Regions from separate parts of the Homo sapiens genome. Here region 2 is linked to region 1. The links are chromatin contacts, found by Hi-C or POLR2A ChIA-PET in ENCODE. All regions are on one chromosome and are shown on one strand. Each heading gives the region's core, a stretch centred on a gene start or an enhancer-like site at or near the end of the contact. The rest is flanking DNA. Distances are from core to core; before and after follow the strand shown.

Evidence for each region. Hi-C counts contacts between places; a loop is a spot of excess contacts on that map. ChIA-PET counts read pairs that join two places held with the same protein, here RNA polymerase II (POLR2A). Pooled maps may share reads with other maps.
Region 2: a loop to region 1 is called in a pooled map, with 7 times the contacts of the local background. The contact joins the enhancer-like site here to the promoter of BARX2 in region 1. A Hi-C loop is called at or near these places in 2 of 168 maps with a recorded cell type or tissue (PC-3 and PC-9) and 12 of 50 pooled maps. POLR2A ChIA-PET finds 5 or more read pairs at or near these places in 3 of 52 experiments (MCF 10A and activated naive CD4-positive, alpha-beta T cell).

The regions. Positions count from the first base shown.
Region 1 is chr11:129,373,612-129,379,343 of GRCh38, forward strand. It overlaps BARX2 (BARX homeobox 2), which reads left to right and starts at 2,237. Exons shown (of 4, transcript NM_003658.5): 1 at 2,237-2,611. The coding sequence starts at 2,425.
Region 2 is chr11:129,634,828-129,641,197 of GRCh38, forward strand. No RefSeq gene overlaps it. Among named protein-coding and RNA genes, the nearest start is that of LINC01395, 21 kb to the left of the region's middle. RefSeq lists an enhancer at 4,353-5,552. Within about 2 kb of position 2,829, at least 3 of the 41 ENCODE cell types and tissues checked have a DNase peak (open chromatin) inside an H3K27ac peak, as active enhancers do; they include PC-3 and PC-9, where a contact is called at or near this core.

The sequences.
Region 1 (5,732 bases), core at 987-3,486:
AAAGAGAATGAAAGAAAACAATTCTAGATGGAGAGGAGGGGAGGGGAGGCCAGTTTGCAAATACTTCGGGAATGAAGTTCCTCAAAGACGCGTTGCGGGCCTTGTCTAATGCTAGGCTGTGACTTGGCCTCTTAACATCTATTTTCTCACGCCTGTAATCCCAGCACTTTGGGAGGCGAAGCGGGTGAATCACGAGGTCAGGAGTTCAAGACCAGCCTGGCCAAGATGGTGAAACCTGGTCTCTACTAAAAAATACAAAAGTTAGCCGGGCGCGGTGACAGGCGCCTGTAATCCCAGCTTCTCGGGAGACTGAGGCAGGAGAATCGCTTGAACCTGGGGGGCAGAGGTTGCAATGAGGCGAGATCACGCCACTGCACTCCAGCCTGGGCGACAGAGTGAGGCTCGGTCTCAAAAAAAAAAGAAAAAATCTATTTTCTCTAACAGCCTAATGATTAGTCCTCTGGGCGTGTCCCTCCCTCCTAGTTTAATCACCGGCCCAGGCGCCCTCATTTACTTGCTTCCGCGGCCACCAGGGCCCCCTGGGCAAGCAGCTCCGCAGAGAGCCCGCCGGCACTCGCGGACGCTTCTAGGCTGGGAGCGGGGAGGAAATGTCACCGGCCCCAAACTCGGCCCTAGGGAAGGCCATCCGCGTCTATACTTCTCAGTGTCCCTGTCGTGCGTTTTCCTTCCAACCCCATGCACACTCATTCCAACATAAAGTCGTGGAAACGGGCGTGCACTGGGCTGTTCCCGCCGAACACCGGGCGCGACTCAGGCTGCCGGAGGCTTCCCGGGCGCGGAGGCTCGGCGGGGTCCCCTTTACGCAGCAATTCCAATGAACAACTAAAGTCCGTACAGATTTTGATTGGAACAGACCCTAAGACTAAGAGCCTGGAAAGAAAAAGGCAAATCACCCAATAAACGCCTGTCTTCGCGACTCTCTAACCCGGTCGTATCGCGAGGGATCCGGATATTGAAAGCCCCTTTGCCGGAAGACTCGGGCGCTGGGAGAAGCCCGCATGGGACAGGCTGCCCCAGTGCCCGCCGGCTCCCTAGAATCGTGCAGCTCTGACCCTTTCCAACGAGGAAAAAATGTTTTTATAAACAATGTTTTAAAAAAAACCGCACACTTTTTTAAAAAGTCAGAATCTCGCTCTTGTCGCCCAGGCTGGAGTGCAGTGACGAGATCCCGGCTCACTGCAGCCGCGAACTCCTGGGCTCAAGATTTCCTCCTGCCTAAACCTCTCCAATAGCTGGGACTACAGGTTTCCTCTTGCCTCAACCTCTCCAGTAGCTGGGACTACAGGCGTGCACCACCATGCCTGTTTTTAATTTTTCTTTTGTAAAGACAGGGTCTCCCTATATTGACCAGGCTGGTCTCGAACCTCTGACCTCAAGCTATCGTCTCACGTCGGCCTCCCAAATGTTGGGATTACAGGCTTGAGCCACCGCGCCCGGCGATAACTCACACTTTTATTAGTTTTTCTTTTCTTATCTTTTTTTTTTTCTCAGTTTTTTATGAGGGTAACGGACGGGGCCAGGGTCATTTATGATTTGGGATCTTGGGGCAGTCAAGTTTGCAACTTCAGCTCAAAAGTCTTACGCTCGGAGCGCGCAGGCTCAGCGCGGGCTGCGAGACTGCGAGTGGAGGGCTTGGGAAGCCGCGGTCTTCGGGAAACCGTCCACGCGGGGAAGGAGAAAGGCACGGTGGGTCCTCGGGGGCACTGGCTCTGTGGCCCGAAGTCCCGGGAGCCTAGTGAGGACTAGACTTCTTTCTAGTAAGAGACCTGAACGTGCCCTCCCGCTGGGCTGCGGACACTGGGAGCCGGGCCGGCGGGTGGCAGGACAGGCAGTAAGGTGCTCATGGGGAACACTGCCCCGGGGAGCTACCGGCCTGGGCCTTGGCCGCGGGCTGGGGCGGTGCGCGCTCCCCGCACCGCGCGCACACTCCTGCACACACACCTGGAGCGCGTCCCGGGGGGGAGGGGGAGGAGAGCCAAAACGAGCGTCTTAAAATAGAGAGCCAGGCAGAGGAGCGCGAGACACCAGAGCGGGAGGCAGCGACTGAGAGCCGCCGGGCACTAGGCGCGCAGGTCGGCGCCGGAGTGGCACGGGCGGGCGGGGGCGGGGTGGGCGCGGACGCCCCTCAGCACACACTCCGCACCCGGCCCTGCAGGAAGCTCGCGCTGATTGACAGCTGCGTTGTCCCAAAAAGGCTCAGCGAAGATGCTGATCTGCGGGTGGGTCTAGACGCGCGGCAGGCGCGCCCGCTACCCGCTCTCCTCCGCGCGCCACCCGAGCCCCGCCGCCTCCCCAGCTGCCGGGAGCGGGGCCCAGGCCCCGCCGTCGCGCCAGCCCCGCGGCCCCAGCGGGCCGGGCACTCGCAGCCGCGCTCGGGCCGGCGGACGCTCGCGCCGGCTCACCATGCACTGCCACGCCGAGCTGAGGCTGAGCTCGCCCGGCCAGCTCAAAGCAGCCAGGCGGCGCTACAAGACTTTCATGATCGACGAGATCCTCTCCAAGGAGACCTGCGATTACTTTGAGAAACTTTCCCTCTACTCCGTGTGCCCGTCGCTGGTCGTGCGACCCAAGCCCCTGCATTCCTGTACGGGTAAGACGCTCCGCTAGGGGATAAGTGGGGTTCGGTAGCTTTCACGTCCGTGTAGGTGGCCTGTGCTTTGCGATCCGAGGGCGAGAGGAAGGGTTAAGTTAAGGGATTCTTTTCCTGCGCCTCAGCAAGCGGTGGGCATTGCAAAGGCATCTGCGACGTGGCCGGGAAGGACCACGCAAGGTGTGGATGGCACGAGTGGAAATAAAGGCGGCAGGGCCTTAGGAGTGGGCTGCTCGCGCAACGCCTGATTGTCCTGCTCGGAGGAGAACGCTTCCTCGTTTCCTGCTGAAAGTTCAAACACTTGAGCAGGTTCAGCGTCTAAATCGTTGTTTCAGGAAGTGGTGGTGTGTGTGAATTTCAAACTTGAGCTTGGCGGCCTTGCATCTCACCTTGAGTTAACTTGTCCAGCCTCCTACTGTCTCCACTGTGAATTTTGCAAGTAAATCAGTATCCTGAGGTTCTCAACAAAATCTCGAATTCACTGAGCTTTGCTTACAATGATCGCCCTCTGAGAAAGTAGTTCTGAAGTACATTGTCTTTGTGGCACAAGCCGAAAAGGTCACCCTCGTTTGTCTTAAGTCAAGCCGAAAAGGTCACCCTCGTTTGTCTTAAGTGACCAAAACCAGCAATGGTAACAATGAAAACATTACTCACACCTGGTTTTCTCTCTTCACGGGAGGTAAGAGCAATAGTAAAGATAAAGAGAACTTAATACATATATTGAAAACGTAGTAGAGTTTCTATCGAAAATAAATCCAAGGTACTTTTAAAATTTTGAATGCATTAAGAGAAGATCCAAGTTTCAAAGTATCTCGGCATTGTTAGGATTTAGGTTATGGAACATGGGTATAATAAAACGAAAAAGAAGTAGGAGCACTTTTTATCAGAAAAAAGTTATTGAGTGTGCTTTCCATTAAAGGTAAGCATAAAGTATTTCCAAACCAAAAGAACCTTTGAGATTGTTAGTTGCATGAGAGGCATGAGATAAATTAAATTACACTTAAAATGAAAAAATGAAGGGCCAACAGTTTTGGAAGATATTTTTTGGAACATTTGAGTTGTTAATGCTCAATGCGTGGAATCCTGTATTTTCTCTTGGTTCCATTGATAGTCCCTATATGACAATCAGTAAACATATGATAAATACATACAGTGAAGTTCTTTTAAAACCAAATTGTTCCTACATGTATTTGGTTGTAAAATGTATACTGTATTCAGTTATGCCTTTTTAAAGTTAATTTGTCTGTAAGGTAGAATTAGGCCTGATGTCCCATAACAAGCCTTGTAATACTGAATTTTTAAAACCAAGAAATATATGAAACAAGGAACAAATAAGAAATTTTAGAAACAAGATAGATCTCCTGAGAACTGATATTTTTACATTTGTGTATAGGTGGTTGTGGACCCTTGGACACATACATACTGAATAGGGGTGATAAGTTGAATATTGTTTTGAGCACAAATCATCCTTTGTTATAATAACTCAATTCCCTTCGAGGAAAAAGAGAGGATCTGTTTCAGTCATTAACATTGCGTATGGGACATTCCCAGGACAAAACAGAACAACTTCTAAGCACCTAGGTAGAGCCTAGTGCCGGCAGAATTTTCAGTGACTTTGTGCTGTGTTGACTTGAAGGCAGCTTTTCCTGGCTTATAGGAGTCACAGAATTGGATCATAGAAGAAAACGTGGCAGAAGAGGAGTAATAAATAGCTGCAGAGAATAGTCATTCAGTCAGAGGTGGCTGAGTAAGTGTCGTGTTTTATTGAACCTTGTGTGGGAAATAAATCAGAGGAAAAAAAAATGATTCATATGTAGTTTTGTGAGTGTTATAAGTGAAATGCACGTATTTCACAGACTTAAGTGTTGCTCAGTCTTGTGCTTTTCGAAGTTCACTGATGGTTCGTGGTAGAGGGTGGCTGTTGGCAATGGTTTTCTGGCTCCGTTATTCCAGTACTTTCTTCTTTCGGATTGTTAGTTGAAAATGTGTCGTTATTTTGCTCTAGTTGAGAATTAAAATATAGAAACTGGGATTTGCTGGTGGAATTAAACCCATAAAAACTGGCTACAATAGTTCATACTTTCAGATCATAAGCCTTCAGTGGGTTTACAGTTACAGTTAAAGCCTTACATGTATTAGATCATGGGAATCCCATTAGTGTCTTCTCAGGGGTTTTGCAAATACCATACTTTCAAAGCATTTTTGTTTTTAACAGTTAAGGTCAGGACAAAAATCTTTGATTAGATGAATGTAATCTTTTTTCTTATTAATTAAAAACAACAACAATAAGTTGCTGGCATCCCAAAGGACACTGTAATTTTCTTCTTTTCTTTTCTTTTTCTTTTTTTTTTTTTTTTTTTTGCTAGATGGAACTAAATGTTGAGCACTGGTGGTGGAAGCAATGCATAAAAAGTTCAAGTGAAAGGCATACATTGGAATTAAAGTTACTGAACTTTCTCAGCCTTTCATTTGCTGATTTAAGATTTAAAGACGTGTAACAGAAGTGAACTGTGTCAGGTAAAATAATGAAAACTAAGAGAAAAAAAAGGCCTCAAAATTAAAAAGTTACCAGCATGTACAATAAGTGCATAAAATTGGGATGGAAAGAAAACTACAGCATTAAAAAAAAAAAAAACACTGCATAATGAAACAGTTCATGCTCTGTGGATTTAGTAACCTAAAGGTCAATTTATGGTACCAAATATCAGGCAGAATAGCATGTATTCAAGCAAACTGAGAAATGGGAATAGTTTTCATCTCAGGCAGATAATCACCTGACAGGAATTTATTGTTCGACATTCTAGCCTTGATGGAATCCTCACCTTCCAAAAATTGTTGTTTAACAGACGCTTTCTTATTATAAACACAATAATTTTAGTCTTGGAAAGATGTCTCTAAATTTCTCTCGGTTTCCTAGTACGTCTCGTAAATCATCCTAATAGACACTGCAAAAGGGAATCCTTTCCCTGTAAGCCTCACCACAGAACGGTTTATCATCACATTTAAACTAAAATTTAAACAGCTAAGCCCAAAAGAATGCCTCCATTTGAAAAGAGTTGTGTCATTCAGGCCATTGGTGAGGGGTGGAATATGCTTAGAATTAAGTTAGTATATAAAAAGT
Region 2 (6,370 bases), core at 1,579-4,078, 260 kb after region 1:
CTACCAGGTTTCCAAAACCAGAAGTCCTCACTATCTTTCTATTTCAAATAAATTCAATTTAATTCATCTCAATTTATCATGCATATATTGAGAACCTAAAATGCGTCAATTCATTGCTAGACATTGGAGATCAAGAGCTAAGACTCAGTTCCTGCTTTTAAGAAATGTGCAGTCTCGTGGAAAAGGCAAGCATATTTTAAAATTATAACACAATTTGTTAAGTTCACGTCCATTTTACAGAATAAGCAGTGGGAGGGTTAGACTGAAAGGAGACATGGCAAGAGGCCAGAGACCAGTATTATATAGTGATTATTTGACTAAGACATTACAGGGTCTGTAATACTGTTTCCATGCGGGACTTCTTTCCTGACATTTCTCAAGAAATTTATATGTTTTTCTAAGTTCCAAATTTTAGAAAAATCAGTCAAGAAATCAGAAACATGAAAGTATTATAATTCTCCTGTGAGAATTAGAGCTTAACAATTAACAAAGAAACATTACTGGCTCAAAGGAACCCAATGACATCAAGCCAAAAGTAAGAACAGGAACCCTGAGCCACAGAGACAAGTATTAAGGTTGACATATCTGGAAACGGGGCAGAGGCATGTAAGACAGAAGCAGCCACAGCCTAATCAGTCTTTCTTAGGGCTGTGGCCATGGAGTCAGTGTGTGTTGGTAGCCCTGTCTGCTGGTAATCAGTTACTCTTGCAAATAAAATAAATATTAATAAGATTATACATTCAGTAACTGTTATATAAGTCCTATAAGCAGTGTGTCAAGAAATACAAGTTTCGGAAGCAAAATAAATCCCTAAATGGACAATTTTGTCATGCAAATCCACAGGGGTGATGGTAACCTTGTTAGAAGATATGAATGTCATGTTATTTGAGTATTGCCCGAATTGTTGGCATTTTCTAGTGTTTAAATATCTGCTATTCACTGAAGTTCTTTCCAAGTATGTTGACCGCCCAACAAAACTACGAAGAGAATAAATTAATGTTGTTATATAATGTTCTAGTAAGCCACCCGAAACTGACCTAAAATCTGAATTAACAAAAATAGTATATTTTTCAATGGACAAATGAAAACCAGAATAAGCAGATAAAATATTTTCATTGCTAAAAAAGGAAATGAACTTATTTGAAGCAACATGTTCCCTGACTCCCAATTTGAAGATGCTTTTGAACACATCTTTAATCAATCAATTCAATTAATGTAACACAAGATGAAAGATATTTTTCTACATTTGCAATATTTGTCCTAATATTGTCCAAAACTATTTGACAGTGAAATTCATGCCTATGTGTCTTACAATTTTATTAAGGATAATTTTAAAAATATTTAATATTTGTTGTATTATCACTCAATGTACTAATAATCTTTACTTGGCATTGATTTTGTGTTTATTTTCTCTTCTAATGTTTTCTATTATCAAATGTGTATATTAGGTAGAGGCCATTTTTGCATATTATTGAAATATATAATTGTGTCATAGTGTTTCGGTTCATAGCAATAGTAGCAAAGCATTTATTATTATCTCTTTTTCTTTCTTTACAGAAAGCCTCTCAAATTTTTAGTATAACCCTGTTACAGAAAAACTCTTCATTATTTATGATTATGACCAATTTTTATTATTTTAAAAACACGTAAGTAATAAGTCACACTAAATATAGAATAATTTATGAGTTTGCAAATTACTGGGCATTCCATTTTCTTGTTTCTGCATCACAAAAATTAATATCCGTCAGGAATTTGGAAGCAGTGGCCAGTACTAAGACAACCACAGTGGAAATGAAGAGGGAAGAAAAAACTAAAGAGGTATTTAAGAGATAGGATCGCCAGGATTTACTGGCTGACGAGATGTGAGGAATAGGAGAGAAAGAGGAATCTAGACTAGCTCCTAAGCATCTGGTTTTGTTGACTTGGTTGGTACAGGTTTCAGGAAAAAAGGCTGGGGGTGGTAGCAATAGTAGTAGTAGTGGTAATGTTGCTCTTTTGAAATCCATTCTTGATCCTACAGCCAGAGGGATGGTAGCGAGGGGCCTTAGCTCAGCTGAGATTGTCACAGCACATAAAGTTTAAGGAGCCCGGGTTACTTGGCCGGGGATGTCCTCGGGTGTTTGGAGCTCAGCGCAGGGGTTTGTTCAGGAGTGGGAGGCTTGACATTCATCCACAAATAGACGGGAGTTACAATCACGGACATGTCAGTATTTGTTTCCAACTATTTCAGACTTGTTTAACAGATCTCAAGTGTAACAGAAAAGGTGGGTGTTTAGGAGCAATATGGGATAATTATTTTACAGCTTTCTCAGCCTTACCCATTATCTTAGTCATTTTGGCAAACAAAACGTGACAGCTGGTTGTGGCTTTTACCCTCTAGAACTTCCACAGCTACAGATATACATACTGTAAAAAGTAAAGGAGAAATGCCTTCTGTTTTTACTTTAGCTTGAAACCAAAATTTTAGTGAGAAGGAGAAATCTTCTTCTTTCCCCACTCCATTTTCCTTTAGTTACAACAACATTTACACACACACACAGGGAAAAATTATGAAAATAAGTTAAATCAAGTAGAAAAAATACAGTACAGATATGACAAGAGATGAAGAGAGCCCAGCAGAACCACTCTGTCACATTAATACAAAACAGTCAACTTGTGTGACACAAGGACCTCATCCTAATGATTTTTTAAAACTTGAGGCTTCGTGGCCTGTTCTGGTCCATACACTACAGAGCTTAGAGGTAAAGTTGAAGGCTCTAGAGTTGACCGAATTGAGGTTTGAATCCCAACTTCACTGTTCCGGGCTATGTGACCTTAGGTGAGCTATGCAATCCCTCTAAGCTTCAGTTTCTGTATATGTGAAATGAGTCATCCTTGACTTCTCCCATTCTCTAACCTCTCTGTCAGTCATCGACTAAACATTTCTTGTATCTGCTAACTTCTCTCCATCCCCACTGCCATGTCCAAGTTATGGACATCTCGTATGTGGACTGTTACAACACTCTCTAGTTGTTCTCCCCACATCCACGTTGCTCACTGAAATCCATTCTTGAACCTACAGCCAGAGGCATCATTTGAAATCATAAACCTGATCATATCATTCTGCTACTTAAAACCCTGCGATATCTCCCCATTGCCTGTGGAGTTTACCACCACTACCACCTGACAATGGGGTGCCTACCAGAACAGTCTCTGAGCTCCCTCTTCAACCTCCATCTCCTCTACCCCATGCACCTTGACCATTAACCTCCTTTCATCCTTCAAGTCTCAGCTTAGAAGCCACTTTCTCAGGAAGTCTTTTTTCCTCCCCACCCCACACCCTACTTCCTGCCTCTAGGTGTTCCTACAACACGATGTACTTCTCTCATCATGACACGCATCACACTCAATGACAGTTGGCTATTCACTTGTCCATATTCCCAAGTAGAGCATAAGCACCTCAAGAGCAGTTACCCGTTTATCTTGTTCTTGTTGCATCCTCCACCATTTAGCACAGTACTTGGGGTAGAAAGTGCTCAAAAATATTTGTTGCATGAATAAATAAGTGAATCAAACTTCTAATTTCCTGTTTCTAGCTGGGATGTGTTCTTTCATCCTGGCCTTACTTCCTGCTTGCTGTGCTCACTTCATGCTTGGTACTAATCGTGTGATACCGAATCTAGATTCCTAGTTGTTATATATATATCATATATATTTACAGATTAAATATAATATGTACATAATAGATAAATTATAATTACATAAACTTAATATTTAATATATTTAATTGATTGTTCTATAATTGATTGATTATTTGAATGACTTTTATTTATTCATTCTTCCATTTGATCAGCCTTTGACCATCTTATTTTTATAGTAACCATAGCCCACTGGCAGTTTATTTTAATCTATGATTTATGCATTCTACCTTTTCTAATTTTTTATTAATTTTTAAATAATTACTTCTTATATCAGCCACGTTTTTATCAGGAAAATAGAAGCCACTCTGTGTCTTCCAAATATTAATAGTTTTAGACAAGAAAGTGAAGCTTCTGCAACTGTTAGGGAAGCAAAGGTCAAGGAGGCCATTGTTAACACTCTGCTTGGAGCACTGAAGCACACGATTCCCAGGAGCTCACCTGGAAAACTGCAAAACTTGTGAGTCGAGAGATGCTCTAGACATCTATCCCCTCTCGTAGCACAAAAGGCAATTCTCCAAAAGTTCATCTGAAAGCTGCTTTGAACCTTACATCTCTCCATGCGTGTGCCTACAACTGCCACTGGAGAATACTGGCCTTGCCTTCCTCCTTCCTCATACAAGTGCGTCTTCCTGGATGGTCTCTCCTGAACCTCACAGAGAAGAGAATTCTGCAAATTACAACTACAGTCCTGATTTCTCTTCCATGGAGCAGGGAGACATTAGAAGGGGTGGCAGGGATGTTCAGTTGACAACAAATAGCTCCACACACTTGTTCTACGCTCACTGAAAACAGTTATATTAATGACATTGATGACAATAAGCTTAATAAATATTTTGTTTGTCCACTGGGTACCAATGCCCACTTTCCTGTAAAATAACAAAAACTAAATGGTAATGCCCATTCAGTATGGTGCATACAATGAACGTTATGACTGACGCTGAGCTGTCTGCATTACTGTTTTATGACTCTTAAGTGGATAGATGAGTCACATCCTTGTGTCCTACACACAACCCATTAAAAGCAACAGGCCTCTGCAGACCTGGGGAAAAACAAGGCAGTCTTGCACTCTTAGATTTCATTCCTGGCAAAGGTGCTATAAGTCAAAATGATGTAAGCTGAATCAGATTTTCCAGTAGAAACTAAGCCACATTCATTACCAACAGCTTAAAGACCAACCTCTTTATAGAAAATGACCACAGACGTCACAATTAGCTAAATGCAAATGGTATATCTGTAAACAAGTCAATGTAAGCCTTTACAAAACATATAGATACCGAACAGGGCAATACAGAAGTCAACCACCGGATTATAATCGCTATTTAAAATGCTGATATCTTCTAATGATTTTTGTTATATTTACCAAAATGAATAGCATTTGTTCAGGGACTCTTTGGGCACATTCTGAGAGTAATCTTTAAAAAGATCTGTGAGGAAAATTAGGAATGTGCGATATGTTTTGAGAAATAAATCCAGGGATGTGTGCTCCTTAGTGTCCGTCTGCTTATAGTCCCCAAATGTACAAAGCAAAGAATAATTGGCCATTGGGTTTTGCTTTCTGAACTGCTGGCACATAAGTACTAGCTACTTACTACCTTATACCTAAAAATTGCTTTTAAAATGCACAACTTAACCTCCATTTTCACTGAAATTTCTGACATTTTATCCCCTATTACACTATTACAAAGTGTCAGGAGCTCTCAGTTCCTGACCTAGAACAGAAGCCAGGTCCACTAATATATATCAGTGGGTCTGACTCATTAGACTGATTATAAAGGTTGATTTGATTCTGACTCCAGAAATAATTCTTTTGCAGCAGTAGTAGAATTGAATCCTCTAATGGAAAAATGTTACTTTCCAATTAAAAAAAAAAAGACTCCGAAAGAGTGACTATTCAGAATACTTGTAAGTTAAAAGCACTTTCTTTTCCCCCATAAGTGTACTGGAATGTAGAGATCCAAATTCACAGTCTTCTCTGAAAGTCATTATTTTGCTCTAAACCTTTCTGGGATTTCTGTGTGTGAACTGCCTTTTAAATCATCATAATCCAGGTGATGTGATCTATGTCAATCACTTTATGTTCACAAGACAGTTTTCATTTGTCCACGGCCTTTTTTTTCTTCCTCGGTCCCTCTCTTCTCTCCTCCACTTAATCTGCCGGAAATCCAGATCTTCCTTCTCTGTTACCTTCATGCTGGAGCCAGACAGGAGACATTCTTAAGTGCTGGGAGTGGGTACTGGAGCAGGGATAGTGGAGCCCAACCGAGGCTACCTGGGCAGGAAGGAGCACATCATCAGGAAGCAAACTCCAGGCCACGTATACAAAGCATCGCACTCAGAGGATGTCTGTATTCCCAAAGTCATGGACCAGGCAAGTTTTACCAAGTCTCTGGGAACATCCGTGTTCCCATCTGTGAAATGAGTGAGTGGGAGGAGTTAACCTTTCTTCCTTCTCTAACATTGTCTGGCTGTATGGTGTGTATTGTTTGCCTGCTGAAAGAATACAGTAGATATAACTTACTAAACCACTAAAATGGAAATAGTTGCCAGTGGCCGGTGCAAATTTAGATAGAGCAAATTTAACATGTTCGTTTAAATTCTAATACCATATGCAAAGGTGAAGAGACTGGGTGTAATCAGATGCATCCTAGGAAGTGGAATTTCCAGAGACATCTGAATAATGAGAGAAAGAG